2 separate regions of the Homo sapiens genome follow, and region 2 is linked to region 1. Evidence: read pairs that join two places in POLR2A ChIA-PET (ENCODE). Cell type or tissue: Caco-2. All regions are shown on one strand. Links, peaks and the distances in the headings refer to the core of each region. The heading gives the core; the rest is flanking DNA.

Evidence for each region. ChIA-PET counts read pairs that join two places held together with the same protein. Peaks named below come from ENCODE experiments on the same cell type or tissue, not always from the same donor. Only the 100,000 strongest peaks of a DNase experiment are listed, where the experiment ranks them.
Region 2: POLR2A ChIA-PET joins it to region 1 with 12 read pairs; 7 of 35 experiments call an interaction of 5 or more read pairs at or near these places.

The regions. Positions count from the first base shown.
Region 1 is chr15:67,954,974-67,966,724 of GRCh38, reverse strand. No RefSeq gene overlaps it. Among named protein-coding and RNA genes, the nearest start is that of PIAS1, 93 kb to the left of the region's middle. RefSeq lists enhancers at 3,579-3,748, 4,950-4,999, 11,597-11,676. In Caco-2, for the core only: no CTCF peak of the experiment used is centred there; DNase peaks (open chromatin) are centred at 4,594 and 4,704; H3K4me3 peaks cover 232 bases.
Region 2 is chr15:67,840,659-67,851,021 of GRCh38, reverse strand. No RefSeq gene overlaps it. Among named protein-coding and RNA genes, the nearest start is that of RNU6-1, 5.8 kb to the right of the region's middle. RefSeq lists enhancers at 4,335-4,835, 4,836-5,336, 9,135-10,086, 10,087-10,363. In Caco-2, for the core only: no CTCF peak of the experiment used is centred there; DNase peaks (open chromatin) are centred at 7,111 and 9,832; H3K4me3 peaks cover 1,011 bases.

The sequences.
Region 1 (11,751 bases), core at 1-8,000:
TCAAAATCCCAAAGGCCTTTTTGCAGAAATAGACAACATGATCCTAAAATTCATACGGAATTGTAAGGGACCATGAATAGCCAAAACAATCATGAAAAAGAACTAAGTTGGAGGACTTAGTCTTCCTGATTTCAAAACTTCGTACAAAGCTACAGTAATCATCAGGTACATGTACTGGCATAAGGACAGACATACAGATAAATGAAATAGAATTAAGAGTCTAGAAATAAATTCATACATCCATGGTCAACTGATTTTCAAAGACTACTATGACCATTCAAAGGGAAAGAAGAGCCTCTTCAACAAATTATGATGGGAAAACTGGGTATCTACACGCAAAAGAATGAAGTTGGAACCCTACATTGCACCATATACAAAAACTAATGCAAAATGGACAAAAGACCTAAATGTAAGAGCTAAAACCATAAAACTCTTACATGAACATATAAAGGTAAATGTCCATGACCTCAGAGTTGGCATTGGCTTAAGAAATGACACAAAAAACACAAGCAACAAAAGAAAAAATTAGAGGCTGGGCATGGTGGCTCAGATCTGTAATCCCAGCACTTTGGGAGGCTGAGGTGGGCAGATCACTTGAGGTCAGCAGTTCAAGACCAGCCTGGCCAACATGGTGAAACCTTGTCTCTACTAACAATACAAAAATTAGCTGGGGGTGGTGGCGCGTGCCTGTAGACCCAGCTACTCAGGAGACTGAGGTGGGAAAATCACTTGAACCCAGAAGGCAGAGGTTGCAGTGAGCGAGAGTTGCACCATTGCACTCCAGCCTGGGCAACAGAGCAAGACTCTGCCTCAAAAAATAAATAAATAAATAAATAAATAAAAGGAAAAAAAAAGAAAAAATTAGATAAATTGGATTTCATCAAAATCAAAAACATCAAAAGATGCTTTTAAGAGAGTGAAATGACAATGTACAGAATGGAAGATAATATTTGCAAATCATATATCTGATAAGGACTTGTAGTATCCAGAATATATGAAAATCTCCTACAACTCAACAACAAAAAGACAACCAATTTTTAAATGGGCAATGGACTTGAATAGACGTTTCTGTAAAGAAGTTATACAATGGCCAAGAAGCACATAAAAGATGCTTAGTATCATTGTCATTAGGGAAATTCAAATAAACAAACACAATAAGACACTATTTTTGCACCCACTAGAATGGTTATAATTTTTTTTATAAAGGAAAATAACAAGTGTTGTTGAGGATGTGGAGCAGTTAGAACCCTCATATGTTGCTGGTGGAAATGTAAAATGGTGCATCCACTGTAGAAAGCAATTTGGCACTTCTTCAATAACTTAAACAAGAATTGCCCTGTGATCCAGCCATTCCTCTCCTGGGTATGTAACTGAAAGAATTAGCCACACCCGGTGGCTCACACCTTTAATCCCAGCACTTTGGGAAGCTGAGGAGGGCAGATCACTTGAGCCCAGGAGTACAAGACCAGCCTGGGCAACATGGTGAAACCCCTTTCTGCAAAAAATACAAAAATAAGCCAGGCATAGTGGTTTATGCCTGTAGTCCCAGCTACTCAGGAGGCTGAGGCAGGAGGATTACTTGAGCCCAGGAGGCTGAGGTTGCAGTGAGCCAAGATCATGCCATTGCACTCCAGCCTGGGTGACGGATTGAGACCCTGTCTCAATAAGAAATAAATAAATAAAAATAATATAACTGAAAGAATTGAAACAGGTGCTCGAGCAAAAATGCATCCACAAATGCTCATAGCAAGCAGCATTATTCACAACAGCCAAAAGGTGGAAACAATTCAGTCGTCCATCAACTGATAAACAGATAAACAAATATGTACTCAAACAATGGAATATTATTCAGCCATAACAAAGAATGAAGTACAGATACATGCTACAACATTGAAAACATTATTCTAAGTGAGGCTGGGTGTGGTGGCATGCACCTGTAATCCCAGCTACTAGGGAAGCTGAGGCATGAGCATTGCTTGAACTGGGGAGGTGGAGGTTGTGGTGAGCCAAGATCATGCCACTATACTGCAGCCTCCTGGGTAACAGAGTGAGACTCTGTCTCGAAAATAAAAAACATTATACTAAGTAAAAGAACAAGTCATAAAAGGCCACATTTTATATGATTCTGTTTATGTGAAATGTCCAGAAGAGGCAATTTTACAGACACAGAAAGTAAATTAGTGGTTTCCAGGAACTGAGGAGAAAAGGTAATGGGGAATCACTGCCTAGCGGGTATGGGATTTTCCGTAGGGGAGATGAAAATGTGGTGAATATTGTACAATACTGTGACTGCACTGTCATTCATGGTAAATTTTACATTATATGTATTTTACCACTCTAAAAAACGTGTCATCAATTATTTCCCAAAAGACTGCTAATTCCTTAAAATTTTCTCTCACCTCCCCCAAAATAAACTTGTTTTAACAGCAAGACTATTTTTTTTCAAGTATAAGCTTATGCAGAAACTCTATCTCTGAAACAGATAAAAGTGGAAGTCTTGGAGTAGAGAGATCCCTGTGTCCCTTTTACCCTGTATGAAAGTCCCTAAGTAGTTGGAAATTTCTGGAGTGTCTTCCAGCCCTGAACTTCTGGGTTTGAAGGCTTAGTAAGTGGGTGTTGAACGAATGCTCTGCTGGACTGATCTAATGAAATGATCACCTGGATTGGTGACCACACTGGAGCTCCAGCTCTAGTCCAAGTCCTCTGTGGAATTCTGGCCACAGCTTGCTGAGCTCAGCACTGGACACTATCCTTGGAAAAGATGGCAAAGTGAGCCAGTCGTGGAAGGTCCGAGAAGGCCTGCTGTAGTGGGGAGGTACATGTGATGCAGAAGAGCTGGGGGCTCTGGAGCCAGTCTGCCTGGCTTTGATACCTGGATCCATATTTAGTAACTATTTTCTGGATGTTAAATTCCCGAACTGTCCATACATCAGGGATTAATAATACTACATATGGCATGGTGGTATTGTGAGGATTAAATACGTTAATTCGTGTAAAGTGCTTAGAACAATGCTTGGCACATAGAAAGCTCTCAGTAGCTAATCTTGGCTGGGCAGGGTGGCTCAAGCCTGTAATCCCAGAACTTTGGGAGGCTGAGGTGGGTGGATCGCTTGAGCCTTAGAGTTCCAGACCAGCCTGGGCAAATGATGAGACCCCCGTCTCTACAAAAATTACAAAAATTATTCAGGTGTGTTGGTGCATGTCTGCAGTCCTACCTATTCGGGAAGCTGAAATGGGAGGATCGCTTCAGTCCAGGGGTTGAGGCTGCAGTTAAGCTGTGATTGTGCCACTGTACTCCAGCCTAGGTGACAGAACCAGACTTTGTCTCAAAAAAAATAAAAAGAAAAAAAAGAAAGAGAGAGAAAGAAGAAAGAAAGAAAGAAAGAAAGAAAAGGAAGAAAGAAAGAAAAGGAAGAAAGAAAGAAAGAAGAAAGAAAGAGAAAGAAAGAAAGAAAAGAAAGAAAGAAAGAAAGAAGAAAGAAAGAAAAAGAAAGAAAGAAAGAAAGAAAGAAAGAAAGAAAGAAAGAAAGAAAAGAAAGAAAGAAAGAAAATAAATCATATTTTTATTCTAAAACTACAGTGGCCCCATTCATCATATGACTCAATACACTCAACTCTCTGGTGAGGGAGTATCTCTCACCAATGAGGGTCCATGGATGACCTTGGACCACGACTTGCCCGTCAACCTGGTTTCTCCTGTGTGGCACACATGGCTGTGGCTAATGAAGGAATATTCTCAAAATCTCTGCATAATTCAGAGATTAGGCTTGAATGTGTATTTCAATCCGCTCATCTTAACCCATAGGTATTGAAATTAACTGAATGAATTGCAAGTTGTTACTTTTGTTTGGTTCGTTTTGTTTGTTTGTTTGTTTGTTTGTTTGAGACAAAGTCTCACTCTGTTGCCCAGGCTGGAGTGCACTGATGTGATCAGGGCTCACTAAAACCTTAACCTCCTGGGCTCAAGCAATCCTTCCACCTCAGCTTCTTGAGTAGCTGGGAGCTGGGACTACAAGCACGCACCGCCATACCTGGCTAATTTTTGTATTTTTTTGTAGAAACAGGGTTTCACCATGTTGCCCAGGCTGATCTCAAACTCCCGGGCTCAAGCGATCCACCTACCTTGGCCTCTCAAAGTGCTGGGATTACAGGCGTGAGCCACCTCACCCGGCCTACAAACATTTTTTTTAAATGAAAAATTAAAGAATAGAATGGAAAAGAATCAGATAATTGGGCTAAGTATTAAGTAAGTACTGTTTGTTGAAACTTCTGTGTCCGTTTGTGTGTATGTGTGGCCATGCACACCTATGAACTGGGTTATGATATAACATGTATTTCTTACTAAGGGTTGCAGTTAAAAAAAAAAAAATTGAAGGCCGTGATCTGGTAACAGCCAGGGATTTTCCAAAGGCCACCTGAGCTGAGCTGAGGCGGGCTAACTGCTCTAGGAAAGCAGTCCTGACTTGGTAGGCGAGACTGAATGATCTTGAGCAATTTGCCTATCCCCTAACAAAGCTGGGACGGTAGCCTGCACTGGGGAGTGGAATCAGGGAGGAGGGAAGATTCTCCAACCGAAAGATAAGGATATTTGATTGGTGGGACAGGTGACCTGATACTTGAATCAAGTCATGAGAGCTTGGCAGACTTCACTAAACACACACACACACACACACACACACACACACACACACACACACCTACACGGATCATTTAAGCACAAGCCAAGGGCCTATCTCAGGCATTTAGCTGTCCCTTGATCCTTTCATTGTATTTTGTCTTTTCTGGTCTACTCTATTCCCCAGGATTATCTGGGGGCTCCAGAAACTCCGCCCTTTTTAAACAAATGACTCATGCAGATTCATTTCAGAACCACAAGTTTTCTGGCTGCCCTGACCCCTCCCTTCTCGCCTGCTCTCCTGGGTCCCAGCTCTTGCTGGCAGCTTCAGCCCTATGCAGACTCAACCCCTTTCTCCCATCCCCCAGCATGGAAGACAGAGATCCCCTATACACAAAGTTAGAAGAGGAGGTTTGGACTCTCCCAACATTTGGAGTAATTGCCACAGCCCTGGGCAAAGGCTGCCAGCTTTGTGGAAGGTGTCTCTGGGGACTTCGCAGCTGGAGATTTGTCCTGTGAAAGAGGCAGAAAAGGAGTTGGAAGTGTTGCCGAGAATGAGGGCAGCTGACATACCTGGGCTACCATTCAGTTTTGCTTACCCAGGATTAAGTGGGGGAAGGTAAATTTGCCTTCTAGTGCTTGGGACTTCAAACCCCTACTCTCATTCAACACTCATTTGCATTCCTTGTCTAGAGTACAGCAAGCCTACAAAGCCAGGACATCAAAAGCCAAAAGAAGGGGGACTTGACCACAGCTGGGGAAGGATGTATTGAGACCCAGTTTTTAAGGACTATTCATGTGCTTTAAAGAGAGTTCCTCAGATGGCAGACTTTCAATCTAGTCCTTATAGCACCCTGGGTGTTACATTATTGCCAACATCTTTGCTTCAAATTGCCTATAAGCCATGACCACAGCCAGAGTCTGTGTACAAGTAGCTTCAGCTCTTTAAGTTTCATATTCTTCACCTGCAAAATGGTTCTAATAATAATATGTATTGCATAGGGAGTGATGAAGATAAAATTAGCTTGTGGAATCACTCTAGTACAGTGCCTAAAGCAAAATAGGCATATAACAGATCGATCAGTTATCACAAATGTCCTTACAATTGTACCATATTTTGTCATTGAGATATTTTAGAAAGTTAGTGAAAAACACATAAAGCAAAACCTCCCATAACTCAACTGTGCTTAGAAAGAAAGAACTATACAAAGTCTCACAAGACCCCACTTTCCACTTCTCAGATTAAACTGCTGTTAACCATTTGCTCTGTATTTATCCCTGCATACCTACCCATAAATCACTATTTCTTCATACTTTAAAAAAAGTGTAGAAATTGATTCATGCTGTTTATCCAATTTTTCAACAGGCTTTTTACACTTAATATACGATGAACATCTTTGTAGGTTAGTGTCTGTAGAGCCACCTCATTCTTTTTATCTACTGCCTAGGTTAACCATGCACCATGCATGGTTTATTTAAACATTCCCTTATTAACATTTCAGTTTTCCATTTTTGCTATTATATCCCAGAGCTACAATGAAAATCTCATCCATGTATCTTTATGCATGTGCATGAGTTTTTCTGTATGCCAGATTTCTAGAAGTAGATCTGCTGGATCACTGAGTAGGGCACATGGTAATGTTAATTGACATGGCCAAACTCTATTCCAAAAGGTTGTGTGATGTACCCTCCACTAACTATATCAATGCAGCCATTTTCTTACTCTTATCTGTCATTTTAGTTTTATCCAATCTGACAGACAAAAACCTGATTGTTTTATGTCATACGTCTTTGACTAAAGTAATGCTAAGCATAATTTTATGTCTTCTGGAGGTATGCATTTTCTCCTCTGTGAATTGTCTATTCAAACCTCAAACCATTTTTCTATTGGACCTTTCATATTTCCTTTTTAAACTGTAGAGCACTCTTTGTATAGGAAGGACATTTACCTTTTATCTGTTACATGTGTTGCTAATATTTTTGTCCACTCTGTCATTTGCCTTCTGACTTTGTTTATGGTATCTTTTTCCACTTATAGTTTTAAGATATTTTATGTAGTCAGATGTGTTCATTTTTCCTTTATGACTTCTAGATTTCTCCTCCACTTGTTTAGAAAGCCTTTGTTTTCTGACTTTCTTGAGCCCACTGCTACAATCTCCATCCACTCTCCCATGACAGCTGGCAATGAATGTCCTCACTGAGCCTGGCTCTGTCTCTCAGGCCAGCACCTTGGGTTCTTTATCTATCAACACAGTGTAATAATGTTTGGTGCTGGGAAGTATTACATTGTGTCAGAAGAACACAGAGAATGGAAAGAGTTAAGGAGGGAAGACAGTCTGAGAAGTCAGTGGAAGAAGTGGATGGGGGTGTGTGTACCTGAAGAGTTGAGAAAGCAAAGAAGAGGAAAGAGAGATTCCATGACCTTGACCTGAGCATCTAAAAGCTGTGCTAGCTGATACTCTGAGTAGGATTTTTAAAGCCAGTAGCAACTTGAAATTGTTTTTTTTTTCTTTTTCCAAACCCATTTCATTCTTTACAAGCATGATACAGTGACTAGTCCTCACACCTGGGAGACAATATAAAAGCCTCCTGCCAGACCCAAAATAAAAGGAAAAGAAACTGGCCAGGCATGGTGGCTCACGACTGTAATCCCAGCACTTTGGGAACCTGAGGCGGGTAGATTACGAGGTCAGGAGTTAGAGACCAGCCTGACCAACATGGTGAAAACCCGTCTCTACTAAAAGTACAAAAGTTAGCTGAATGTGGTGGCACATGCCTGTAAACCCCGCTACTCTGGAGGCTGAGGCAGGAGAATCACTTGAACCCGGGAGGCGGAGGTTGCAGCGAGGTGAGATCACACCACTGCACTCCAGCCTGGGTGACAGAGTGAGACTCCATCTCAAAAAAAAAAAAAAAAAGGAAAAGAAGCTGGAAAATAGGACCTCAGCTCAAAAGCATGTTTCCTCTTGAGTGCATTTTAATATCTATACCAGGTTCCATATATCAAATGCTTAAATTTTTAAAAAGTGTTCTAGAAAATAAGGATACTCTGGTTAGAGTAAGTGAAAGTTCTTTACCTCTCCACAGTTTGCCTCTTAAACAAATAAACCAAAACAGCCCACACAGCCACATGCAAGGGAACAACTAGGCAGCACCAACTTTCCTTCTAACAGTCATGGAAGTCAGCAGGACATGGTTAGGAGTCATTTGGAATTACTGTAGCTCCATGCTGGCAGCATTGCCCAGTGGCCCCTGACTCTGAGGTTTCACCATCAGGCAACAAAGCCACTCTGCCTCCACGGCTACTCCTCCTACAGCCTCGCTCTACCTAAGGGCTTGCTTGCTGCCTTATCTCTGCATGGGTTAGCCTCAACCTCCTCAGCATGGGATGTCCTCTTGAGACTCACATTCAAACTCTCCAAAAGAGAGGATTTGATTGGTTCCATTGGTTTCTGATGTTCTTTGGAGACTGACTCCTTGGCTTTCAGTCTATAGCCAACTGTTGTTGGGTTTGCTGTCCATCTCTGCTCCATGGTGGCAGGGTCAAATGATCGGCTTTCTTCAAAAGGAGCTCCACATGGGCAGGTGCTCCAAGAGTAAAATAATCTGTTTCCCAGTACTGACTTGTTCCAGCTGCATACACTACTACAAGATTTGACATCTGTCTTCCCAGTTTATAGATTAGAAGCAATTAACAATAAAGAGGGGAAATGGAAAATGAGAAAGCATTTACAGTCATTAACCAAACATTACTAATGAACCAACATTTATTAATCACTTTCTAAGCAATAAGATCTGGCTGCTAAAAGCATAGCGTGAGGAAACAGGCCAACAATTATAATATAAAAAATTATAATTGAGATATAAGAACTGAAGAGGCTAGCAATTGGGGCCATTTAATGTCAGGGCAAGTTTTGCATCCTTTCGTAAGCCCAATCTGCTCCCATTTTAAAGCACTAAATAAAAGCTAAGATTCAAAATAAATCTGAGCCATGAAAATATTAAGCTGGGTTCTAAAGACTCAACTCAGTGGATAAGAACAACTTAGGTTTTTTATTACTGCTCTGTCACCACCCCTTCAACAAAAATCATCTACAGGCCAATTTGTGTGATCTCTGTACAGACATCAGGCTTTTAATGCTTTTTCATAGTCTATCCCAGACACTCTTGGGACTCTTGGGTTTAGGCAGAGGCTCTTGGCATAAATTTCAACCCTACATGTCAAAACAAATGTTCATGTTCCACACCCATTATCTTCACTAATAACTACAGCTGCTGCTGCTGCTATTAAAATTAGCACATACAGGGTGTCAACACTGTCCCAGGCACTTTACATAGATGAACCCTCTCAATATAGTATTATGCCCACTTCGAAGATGAGAAACTCAGGCAGGTGCCTGGGAAGGTGTGTTGGCCCCATGGGGTGGGACAGATGTCAACGCTTGGAGAAGTCAGCCAGGCTGGGAATCCAAGCTACACTTCCTCATTCCAGTAGGATGAGGAGCAGCCTAAGTGGATGGCTCTTCCTCAGGCTTTCTCCTTTTTGGTCTCCTTAAATATCTATAAAGCTTTTGTTGCTGTTGTTGAAGTTCTAGGGAAAGCATGAAAGAGAAGCAGCAACACCCTGTGGGCAGGAGGCAGTAGCATTCAGGGTGAGAAGTGTCCTCTCAGGAAACACTGTCAAGGCTGGCCAACTGCCCTCTCCCACTGGTCTTACTGCTCTCTTTTTGAGATGGAGTCTTGCTCTTGTCTCCCAGGCTGGAGTGCAATGGCGAGATCTTGGCTCATTGCAAACTCCGCCTCCGAGGTTCAAGTGATTCTCCTGCCTCAGCCTCCCGAGTAGCTGGAATTACAGGCATGCGCCATCACACCCAACAAATTTTGTGTTTTTAGTAGAGATGGGGTTTCACCATGTTGGCCAGGCTGGTCTCAAATTCCTGATCTCAAGTGGTCCGCCAACCTCAGCCTCCCAAAGTGCTGGGGTTACAGGTGTGAGCCATGGCGCCTGGCTCTCCCTGCTGTCTTACTCCAGCTATACTCCTTCCACAGACGACTTTGGAGGTCCTGGGTTTTGCTTGGAGGTTCTGGGTTTTGCTCTCAGGAGGGAAACAAGGTTCCTTTCATATCTGTGATACGTACATTTGCCAGATAATTCAAGTTGGGATATTCTAAACAACCATTTCTTTAGATTTTTCTAAGCTCAATCTTGTATCTATTTGGATTCTCAGAAATCTTTCTGGTTATAGAATGTTTGTTTCTTTTAAAAAATCCAGGATCATTATTAAAAGCAACTAAAACTAGCCATTCTCATTTAGGATCCCTGCAGGGGATCTATACAATTTGAGGTGAGTTTAATACAGGGACTATTTACAAAGTTGTGCAGACAGAGCTTAGGGAGCCCACCAAAGGACACTGACACACCCTGGGGCTAGCAAAAGAGGGGAGCAGTTATCATTCAGAGGCCTGGAGGGGAGAGAGGAGACAGTAGTTACCAGTACCAAGACAGGGTGGCCTGAGGTAGAGGAATGAAGATAAAGCATGGTGACTTGGAAAGGAAGAAACCAAGGAAATACATCCCTTTCCTCTGGCCCTCCTCCTATCTCCTGCCAGTATTTCTCATTTGCCAAACTCTACCGGAAGGCTGAGAACCAGAGAGGCCACTGACATAGTCCATGGAAGTCAGCCCCTCCTGGGGCACAGAGTAGGGTGAGAAAAGATTGGAAATGGACATGGATATGGAGGGGCAAATGGAAGATACCCAAGGCTTCCATTATTAATGAGCATCGACAACAATATTAATCATTTCCATTTAAGTCCCTGCTTTGTGCCCTTCATACCAATCTTGCATTTTACAGATAAGAAAATGATGGTTCACAGGTTAGTGTTCTCGAGTGTCCCTGTAGATTAGAAGTCAAGATAACCCTGCAAGAGGGAAATTAATAAGGATCAAAACAAAAACGGATGATCTCAGCCATCTAGATATGTTAGCTATCTGTTGCTGCTAATGAATTTTCCCCAAATTTAGTAGCATAAAACAATAAACACTTAGTATTTCACACAGTCTCTGTGGGTCAGGAACAGCTTGGCTGGGCGGTTCTAACTCGGTCTCCCATGAGATTTTCAAGAAGTTGACCAGGTCTGCAATCGTCCGAATGCTGGATGAGGCCTGGAGAATCCACTTCCTAGGTGGCTCTTGCACCTGGCACCATGATTTGAATATCTGTCTTTAAATTTAACTGACATTGTCATAGTATTAAGAGGTGGAACATTAAGAGGTTATTAGGTCGTAATGGCTCTGCCCTCAGAGGTGGGATTGATACTGTTACAAAAGGATGAGTTCATCCCCTCTTTTTCTCTCTCTTTGCCTTGCTGCCATGTGATGACACAGCAAGAAGGCCCTTGCCAGATGCCGCTGTCTTAATCTTGGACTTCCTAGTGTGTAGAACTGTGAAGAAATAAATTACTGCTCTTTATAAATTACCCGGTCTCAGGTATTCTGTTAGAGCAGCACAAAATGCATGAAGACACTCACCCTGCAAGTTAGTGCTGGGTTTTAGCAGGAAACCTCAGTTCCCACCACGTGGACCTCTCCACAGGACTAGTTGAGTGTCTTCATGAAATGGCAGTTGGCCTACCCTGAATGAATAATTCAAGAAAGCCAGACAGGGAGGAAGCCACATTCCCTTTTAAGACCTAATCACAGAAGCTGCACGCACTGTTACTTCTGCCACATGCTATTCATTACAAGTACGTCACAAAGTCCGGTCCACCCTCAACAGGAAGGGAATTAAGTTCCATCTTTTTTTCTTTTTAAGAGACAAGGTCTCGCTCTGTGGCCCAGGCTGGAGTGCAGTGGCATGATCATAGCTTACTGCAGACTTGAACTCCTGGACTCAAGTGATCCTCCTGCCTCAGTCTCCTGAGTAGCTAGGACTACAGGTACATGCCACCATGCTCAGCTAATTTCATCACTTGAAGAGCAGAGTAGTAAAGAATTTTTAGGCGTATTTTAAAACCACCATATGTCACAATAGCAATATTGAAGACATTGTGGTTATATAACTGAAGAATTTGGGGAGGACTTGAAACTGCACTGAAACATGACCATCACCAAACAAGGTGAAACCTCCCGAGCA
Region 2 (10,363 bases), core at 2,364-10,363, 120 kb after region 1:
GACATGAGAGCAGAGACCTGAATTAGTAAAAGGAAGAGCCTTACATTTATTGAGAGGTGTTTATCTTCCCCGGTCTAAAGATGTAGAAACAAATCTCAGAAAAATACTCTGGCTTTCCCAAGGTTACAAAGTTTCTAAGCCCTTCTCTAGGGGAGAGATTCTGGGCTCAGGTTCACACTCAGAGGCAGCACCTGAGCTTGGGACCCACCTTTAACTGACAGCTGTGGTCTCACAGCTCTTAGACCACACCACTTGGTAAGAGGCCAGCCCACTGATTTATTTCTTCCCCTCCCGCTTCTCGTCCTTCCTCCTTTCCCTCCTTTTCCCCCTCCTCGTTCCTTCTCTCTCTGCTTCTCCTCTTCCCCCACCTGCTTCTGTCTTCCTTTTACAGCATTTTATTATAAATACTGCAACGTGCACAACACATAAATGTTCAGTTCAGTGCACAACTCTAGGGAGAACACCTGAGTAACCAGCACCCAAGTGAAGAAACAGGCAAATTAATTTCTGCTGTTTAAGCCACCCAGTCTGTGGAACTGTTAGGCGACCCCAACCCCCCACTCCCAGAAGCCTTTATGTGTCGCCTCCCATTTTCTTATTTTTGGTAACTTCCTTGCTTTCATCATTTTACCATTTGTATATACGACCTTAAACAATAGTTTGGTCTTGCCTAATTTTGAACTTTATATAAATGGTATAGTTCTGTATATGTTATTAGTGCCTTCTTCCACTCAGTATCATGTTTACAAGATCTGTCCACATTGCTGGTGTGTTAGTCTGCTGGGGGGTTAGGGGTGCCTAACAAAGTTCCACAGACTGGGTGGCTTAAACAGCAGAAATTAATTCTCTCACAGTTCTGGAAGCTAGAAGCCCAAGATCAAGGTGTTGGCAGGGTTGGTTTCCCCTAAGGTCCTCTCCTTGGCTTGTCAACAGCTACATTTTCTCTGTTTTTACATGGCCTTTTCTCTGTGCATGTCTGTGTCCAGATTTCCTCTTCTAATAAGGACATCAGCCATATTGGATTAGGGTCCATCCAATAACCTCATTTTAATTTAATTACCCCTTTAAAGACCCAATCTCCAAATATGGTCACACTTTACAGTACTAGGGGTTGGGATTTCAACATACAAATTTGGAGGTAGAAGTGGGGGATATAATTCAGCCCCTAACACTGGAGGTATTGGTTGGTGCAAAAGTAATTGTGGTTCTTGCCATTACTTTCAATGGCAAAAAAACACAATTTCTTCTGCGCCAACCTAATAACTGTAGTTGATTCATTTTCATGACTGCATAGTATTCTATTGCATGAATATACCACAGTGTGGATATCCATTCTTCTGTTGATGGGCACTTGAGTTGTTTCCAGTTTGGGACCATTACAGACAATGCTACCTTGAACATTCTTTTACCTGTAACTTGGTGCTCATATGCATGAGTTTCTCTAGGGCATGTAACTAGAAAGGAACAACTGAGTCATAAGGTATACTTATCTTCAATTTTAGGAGTATGCCATTTTCCAAAGTGGTTGCACCAATCTCCCCACTCCCCAGACATATATTCTCATATCTTGGTTGCTCTACTTCCTCATCAGCACTTGGCATTGTAAACTAAAAATAAAATTCTAAGCCCCCCAACTGACTGAATGGAGCCCCCACTCTTGGCCAACAGGACTTAAAAACTGAGTTCCTGGTCATGACGAGACAAGAGGTCATATTGCAATCTGGACACAATAACTGAGCAGCATTGTATTTATTTATTTATTTTTTAGAGACAGGGTCTTACTCTGTCACCCAGTCTGGAGTGAAGTTGCATGACCATAATTCCCTTGCAGCCTCCAAGTCCTGGGCTCAAGTGATCCTCTCACCTCAGCCTCCCAAAGTGCTGGGATTACAAGTGTGAGCCACTGCATCCAGCCCAACTGATCAGCTTTAATGTTAAAATAGAGATAATAAGACTGATAGAATGGACTCTTTATGACTATATCAAACTATAAACAACACCTAAGGCCATGCAATGCAAGGGTTAAGTCACTACGCTCCCCTACACTTAAAAAATTAACTCTGTTCCAACTGCCACAATGTTTTTCTTTTTCTCCAGCAGCTAAACAAGCACTGGCCTTGAAATAAGCCATATTAAATAATCTGCAACTCAATCCATCGCCAGATGCTACCTAACTGACCCCCTGTTCCACAAGACATAACTACAGCTTTGATTGGACAAGAGTTATTTCAGTTAACTTTCTCCTGATGAGAAGACCACCAACCATGGACTGGTCTGGCTGGTTTACAGAGACTGCACACTTGAGTGCCTTTGTGTCCTGAAAAGACCTTTTGACATATAGAACCTAACTGTACTACATTTAAATGTTACATTTAAAAGTCTCCACTGCAAAGAGAACATGGGTCATATGTAATATGCATGTTTATTCAAGTATGCATGTATTAGGACCACCTCCATGAATATTCATAGCTCCTCCTGTATCCTGTTGAATACCTATACTTGGCCAACCATTCAGCTTAAATTCCTGTCTTACCCTTCCCTCTCTCCCTTGAAGTGTGTTTCTGGGCTTCGACCAAGGCTAACACTTCCCAGCCTGTCAGAATGGCCACCTTGCTGGCTATAACCCTTTATAAGAAACAAAGCTCTCCTTTCCAAATTTATATATTGATTGAGTTTTTAGTTAACAGCATTATCAGACTTCTCAGTGTTAATTGTGAGGTGGTTTTGTATTCCCCTGATGATTAAAGATGTTGAGGACATTTTCACATTCACCATTTGGAGCTCCTAATTTGCGATGCACCTGTTCAAGTCTTTTGCTAGCTTTTCTAATGTCTTTTTAAAATTTGTTAATCTCTTCACTTTCTATGCTCATGGCAATTTTATTCTAAGAGCATAATTAACACTTTCCTGCCACTGCACCTTCGTCAGGACCATTTGATCCACACTGAAAATGTGTATTAACTTGAATCTCAGAGAGCAAGTGTTGGAGGCTTCATCCCTTCCTTCTTGAAAGCCCTTCGGCTTCTTATGGAAACATTCCACCCTTCCCCTCCAATTTCCTACCTCCACATGTGGATACAGCCTCACTTCCTACTTAACCTGCTGCTACACCACCCTCACTGGATTATGAAAGTTGAATGCAATCATGTGTAAATGTCCAGCATGGTCCTGAGAACCCTGTATGGTATTAGTAAATACGACTTCCCTTCCTCCTTCTTGTTGTTGTGCAGAACGGAAGATGAGCAACAGCCAAGAGTACCATGTACTGAGTGCTCCTGAGTGTTAGGTGGTATGCTGAGTTATGGATTTTACTCGGGGCAGTAATGGCCTCCCCCTTGCCTTTCCTGCTTGGAACTTGGAGCTCTAGCAAGCATCTTGGACCATGAATTGTGGCCCTAAAGGATAAACGAGCCTGGCTGTCTGCCACAATGGAGCTACCAGACAAGTCCTTAAAAGACAACTTGTTTCATGTGAAAGAGAAATAAACCTCTATCATCTTAAAGCCACTGTTATTTGCTTTTCTATGATACAAAACAGAGCCTAATCTTGACTCTTAACGAGAAATACATGTTTTCAGTTCATTACAAACATGTGTTTGGTTGAGCCAAATTTTCCTGTCTCTATGAAAATCATTTTTGCTGGTCAGTAAATGATAATACATTTAAATGTCCACACTAAAATTTATATTTTTCAAACAGCCCATTGGGTATTTTCATGTGATATAAGTAATTGAGACATAGGGCCTTAAGTAGCTAAGACACTGGTATTCCCTATGATAGAAAGTATCCTTGCTCTTTATAAGAGGATATCTTATTTAAGCAAGCACACAAAGGTAATATGTCAGGATACTGAGGAGGTAATGAATTCATTTTTCTTTAATTGAATTAACAGCAAGTATCCACAGAGCTCTTCCTGTCTAAGTTAGCCAGACTGAGTGTATCGAGACAGTTTAAGGTGAAACTCTCAAGCCATGGTCCCTAGTCTCCATGACTGGAATGAGATAAAGATATAGGTAATGTCACTGTCATATAGCAGGCTAATGTGTTTGGTCACTGTGTTAGTCCATTTTCACATTGCTATAAAGAACTGCCCGAGATTAGGTAATTTATAAAGAGGTTTAATTGACTCACAGTTCTGCATGGCTGGGGAGGCCTCAGGAAACTTACAATCATGGTGGAAGGCAAAGGGGAAGCAAGCGCCTTCTTCACAAGGCGGCAGTAAGGAGAATGAATGCAGGAGAAACTACCAAACACTTATAAAGCCATCAGATCCCGTGAGAACTCACTCACTATCACAAGAACAGCATGGAGAAAACTGCCCCCATGATTCAATTACCTCCACCTGGTCTCTCTCTTGACACGTGAGGATTATGGGGACTACAATTCAAGATGAGATTTTGGGTGGAGACACAGCCAAACCATATCAGTCACTGAATCATTATTAAAATAGGAGGTAGTACATACATGCATGCATACACATACACTAATGAGGAGGTTGAAGAGTTTAGAGAAAGGCAATCTGATGCAGGGGTGAACACTATGGATTCTGATTTAAGGCCCTGGATTATTCATTTAATCTTTCTGAGCCTGTTTCCTCATCTGAAAAACAGTGGCTCTTAAAACAGATGTATTGTGAGGATTAAATGAGGAAATGCATATAAAATGGCTGGCACAAAGGAAGCACTGAATAGATGTTCCATAAGGTGGGTTTGTTTTTATTTTTAACTTGTCAATAGGCTAATCTCGAGCAAAGACTAATCTGTCACTTCGGTAGAAGGCTTTACTCCAGGCCATTTGAGCCAACCCCCAGCCAGGCCCATGGAGCGAGCCCACTGAAGCCCTGATCCCAACACCCTGGCCTGCAGTGGGTCCCAGGGCCCCTCACCTCCCCAAGGGAACAATGCTGCACATCACCAAAGCCCAGAAGAGCTTCCCGGTGTAAGTACAGATTAAGTTCCAGTTTTTATTTAAAGATCCTAATTTCTGGACATTTATTTTGGGGATTACAGTGGTGGCTTAAGCTTCTTTAAGACGTTTTAAGTTGAAGTCTTTCCTTCACTTGGCTGCTAAAGTTTAATTCAGTGTAATTATTTCATATGGCATCAACTATAATAGTTTCATAATTTCTAGTATATTAAGCACTTAATATGTTGTGTCATTTGAAATCACATATTAAATTCAGCAAAGTACATTTTAATGAGAGCTAAGTGGTGTGAAAATATTAATACAGTGTGATGTTTCATTTTGGTGCTCTGATTTTGTAGGTCTGTTCCTAATGCACAAATGCCTCACTCACCAGGTAAGGGGAATGCTGAGCTGCCTGAGGCTCCAATGGGTGTCTGACAATACTGATATTCCTGTCTTTTGTTGTATAGCAATTTACAGTGGCATTTCAATGGAGCCTCACAACCCTGTGTGGTAAGTAGAAAAATCATCACTTCCATTTTAGAGACGAGAAAACAGGGTCAGCAACTGGAAGAGACTGGTGACCCACCTAGTCACAGTTGATGAGACATAAATATGGACCTTCTTGGCTGAAAGCCATTGCAGTCTTCCCCTGTACCACTGCTGCAGTCACTGTAGCCTTGGCAGGGAGCGATGTCTGGACTCCAGGGCAGCCAGGATTTGGAGGAGGTGTGACACTTTTCCTCCCATCCTTGCAATCCCATACAGGGAAACTGAGAGCTAGAGAGAAGCTGGCAGACCCCATGCTCAGACTTGGCAATTCCTCTTTTTGCACCTTCTTTCTGAGCAAGTCCTCCACACCCTAAACCTAAGCGCCTTATGCCCTTAGGCCATCCTGGGACTGCCAGAAAAAAAGGTCTTGATGAAATAAATTACAGTGAACCCTCGATACAGCAACAGCTCAAAATAATGACGCATCAGTGGCAGGATTTAAGGCAAGAGTAAGAGCAGTAAGAGATTATTTGGAGAAAGCACTCCAGAACCCCTCAAACTGTACTCCCATATTACATGTAGGTGTAAAGTGAGCCCTCGGAGTCAGAGAGATCCGAGAGCAAATTCCAGGACCGTCACTAACTAGCTGTGTCCTTAGATAGGTCACCTAACCTCTGTAGGCCTCGCCTTTCCCTATCAGTAAAAGAGGAATAATAACCAGCACTACCCCTGCACCCCCATGCTTATGTCTCAGAGATACTCACATGAAATAGGATGCCAGAAGACCCTGTGTTGGTCTTAAAGGGCAAGGAATCGTACTAAGCTACGTAAACAGGTATTACTGAGTCTATGTAGTGTCCCGTCTCAAAACATAACTGCATCTTAACCAGGGCCTTTGGAAACTCAAATCCAAAGGATTAAAGACATCTGGGCAAAAATACTCCCCGTCGTGGCTAAAAGGAGCAAAACTTAGGGACTCCTCCCTACCCTGCTATTTTTACCTTAAAGAAAGTTTATTTCATGCAGATAGTTGCAAGACGAAGGAAAAGAAGAATAAGTAAGTGGTTATGTATTGAGCATTAGAATAGCCCAGGACTATTGTAAACACTTGGCATCAATCAGCTCATCCAATGTGCTAGGGCCTTTCACACCCAATCCTGCATTTAACCTTCAAATGACCCTGCAAAGCAGGCAGCACAATCACCATCCCACAGGTGAGGAAACAGATCTTTTAAGACATTCTGGGCACAAATATGAGATCTGGGGGAGAGTAAAAGGGGCAGCCTGGGCTATGCAGGGGGAGGGGCGGGACCAGAGGGCTCCACTGAGGCCCGGCATCTGGGATGGATTAGAACTGATCTCAACACACCAGGGGCCACCCCAGCAGAGCAAGGGCTCTGGGCACACCAGGCTTACAAGTCTTGAAAGAAACTCCCTCTGAGAGGTCAGCTGGCCACAGCTGACCCTGTCTCTTCCCCCAGGCCACCCTCTGAGCTGTGGGCACACAGACCGATTTGCCTACTCCACCCCCCTTCAGCTTAACTTTGGAAAAACTCATTCACATTGAGGTGAATTAGGTGACAGAGTGCACTTCAAAAGAGATGTTATAAGAACAAGGCTTAACTCAGAGCATAAGCAGCTCACAGGAATTTCTGGCAGCCTGGGGGAGTGGGTCCTCCCCCACACTCAGGCCTCCTCCAACCCTGCTCTGGCCATGCTCTGTGTCTGAGGCCTTTGGAGCTTCAGGGTCAGGCATGTGAACTCAGCGCATTGTCCCTGTGCTACAGTCCCAGGGCAACACCTCCTGAAACCACTAATGCCATTCCTCCCAGGCCTGCACATAAACAAGGTCACAGGGGCCTCTCTCCACATCCCCGCTCCTTCCTCCCTCCTTCCCTCCGGTGGGGCTGCTGGGAGTCCCCAGCCCTTCCTGCTTCAAATAAAATGATACACGAAAACATGCAATGCTCTCTGGCTGTAAGAGAAACACTACATAATTTTAGAGAATGCTAAGAGTTCATGTCTTCACTGACATTTTTTCCATATGAAACAGCCCATTTCTTAATTGTTCGAAATAAAGTTGGCTCTGCTCTCTCCTACTCAGGTAGTGGGAAGTACCACCTCAAACAGGATAGGGGGACCACTCCTCATCTCTTGGGGTTCTGTAGTCCAGAACATTCAGGGAAGACTGCCAGGACTCAGTTCTTTTCAGGACTGCAGAGTGAAGAGAAGCCAACAACTCTGAAGGCGGCAGGAGCCGGCTCCCACTGCAACTCCAAGCCTGCCCACCAGTCCAGTCCTCTCTGGCACCCACACTCTCCTCGCCTGCAATGCCTATTCCCTCAAGGCCTGTGGGGGCTTGGGACTTCCCATGAAGTCATGGTCCACTCGGCTCTCCCCTCCCTGAGCCCCTCCATGCTTCCTCCTCTCCTCCACCTCCATGCTACATTCAATGTATCCCCTCCCCTTCACCAGCCTCCCGCTTCGTCTGTACTGGCCTTTGGAGCTCAGAGGCATGTTGTGATACGGTTCAGCAGGTCCCAGGCCCTAGATCCACAGCCGCCCCTGGGGGCTGATCCTGGGGCCCTCCATGGCTCCAGGATGACCAGTTTGCTTCGCCCTTCTCAAAGAGAAAACAAAAACCCTCTTGAATTTTTACATCTTGCTAATTATTATTTTTTTTCATGGTACTGGGAGAATGCAGAATATCAGAAAATTACAATTATCCAAAAACGTCCTTCAGTTATCCAGCTGCAAGAATGCCAGCATTTCAATGCTGAAAAATGTCAAGGATCATCTCTAGGGTAGTTTCCTCACTTTGCAGAAGCTAAAACAGAACCAGAGACAGAGAGGTACAGGGAGCAGGCCAAGGTCACAAACAGTTCCAGGTGGAATGAGAACTAGAACTCAGATCTTTCTCCTCTGCAAAATTGCTCGACAAGAAAAAACAGACAAAAAATTGGCGGGGCGCGGTGGCTCACGCCTTTAATCCCAGCACTTTGGAAGGCTGAGGCAGGCAGATCACTTGAGGTCAGGAGTTTGAGACCAGCCTAGCCAACATGGCGAAACCCTGTCTCTACTGAAAACACAGATATTAGCCGGGGGTGATGGCACACACCTGTAGTTCCAGCTACTCAGGAGTCTGAGGCAGGGGAATCGCTTGAACCTGGGAGGAGGGGTTGCAGTGAGCCAAGATGATGCCACTGCACTCCAGCCTGCTGAAGAGAGCGAGACTCTGACTCAAAAAAAAAAAAAAAAAAAAAAATTAGCCCAGCATGATAGTGAGCCTGTAGTCCCAGCTACTTGGGAGGTGGAGGCAGGAGAATCTCTTGAACCCAGGAAGCAGAGATTGCAGTGAGCCAAGATCACACCACCGCACTCCAGCCTGGGTGACAAAGTGAGACTCCATCTCAAAAAAAAAGAGTCCAGACATGGTGGCTCACGCCTGTAATCCCAGCACTTTGGGAAGCCAAGGTGGGTGGATCACCTGAGGTCAGGAGTTCCAGACCAGCCTGGCTAACATGGTGAAACCCCGTCTCTACTGAAAATACAAAAATTAGCCTGGCATGGTGGCTGAGGCAGGAGAATTGCTTGAACCCAGGAGGCAGAGGTTGCAGTGAGCTGAGATTGCACCACTGCACTCCAGCCTGGGTGACAGATCGAGACTCCATCTCAAAAAAACAAACAACAACAAAAAATCTACCTCTGGCTCAAAGTAACACATGCTCATGTAGCCAGAAATGTTGAACCAATAACTAGGTGTATCTCATGCTAGTTTCCACAATAAGGCATTTATGAAACCACCAGCCCTACCTGTTCTAAATAAATGAATAAAAATGTGGATGCTAATTGAAGATTAGCATCATCTCCCATCCATGTTAATGTGCTTTTTGGTTATTTGCAATTCTCTTTTGTAAATCTGAGGTAAACATCATTGTCCAAATTAGCTCTTTTCACTCAGTAAAGGCCATATTAGCATTCTGAGGTTTGCGTTTGCCTACTGCTTATTTAGTAAGGTCAGATGAGAAGCTAGTCAAATGACTTCCATTTCACTTAAGAGGCGTACCGAGTGGGGAGAACTCAAGCCTCCAAAGCCCGAACTCCCTGGCAGTGGCTCCCCAGGTCCCTCCCCTCTCTCAGTACTGAGCCACAGCACTGCTGGGAGCAGCAACTACCACCACAGTGGTCTCCCGGGAAGGGCTGGCCCAGATGGGTGACACTGAGTCAGGTGGTTGCAAGGTCCTCTGCCTGGATCTCGGTCCCCGTCCCCTCAGCGCTGCCGCCGTTATCATCAATGACAGCTCCAATGTCACCTTCTCTCTTGCCCCACTGAAGTGGCCATCATCCCCCAGGCACTTTCTATGCCACACTTTCACAGCACACGTCTCGGCATCCAGAGGGCTCTTTCATGTCTGCCTGGCTCCCCTGCTGGAACCGAGCTCCATGACCATAGCAACCCTGCCCACTCACGCATCCCTGAAGCCCGGGTGCTGACACCACAGATGTTCAATATTTGTTGAAGGAATGGAAGTAGGAAGGAAAGTCTGAGCTGGTCAGGGCTTCTGGAGTAACTCTAACAAGGAAAGCGGAGGCTGCACTTGTGGTCTCAAATCTTTTCCAAACTCCACTGCGTAAAAAAAAAAAAAAAAAAAAAAAAAAAAAGTCTTTGAAACCAGACTCGCATCCAAATCCCAACTACTTTAACCAGTGGCAGGATCACTGGAGCAGATGGTTTAACCTCCCAGAGCCTGTTTGCTAAACTGCAAAATGGGGGAAATGATACCATTTAGGTTAAGCGCCTGGCTCTTTCTAAATGTTGGCTCAAACGGTGGTGACCCTTCCCAGACTTCCACCACTACTGGAAGTTTGCGTCCCAAAGCAGACACCCTCATCGCCTTGGCTCCGAATGCAGAGAGCTAGTTCCGAGAAGCCGAGGGGAAGCTGAAGGCGCGCCCTGGCCAACCCTC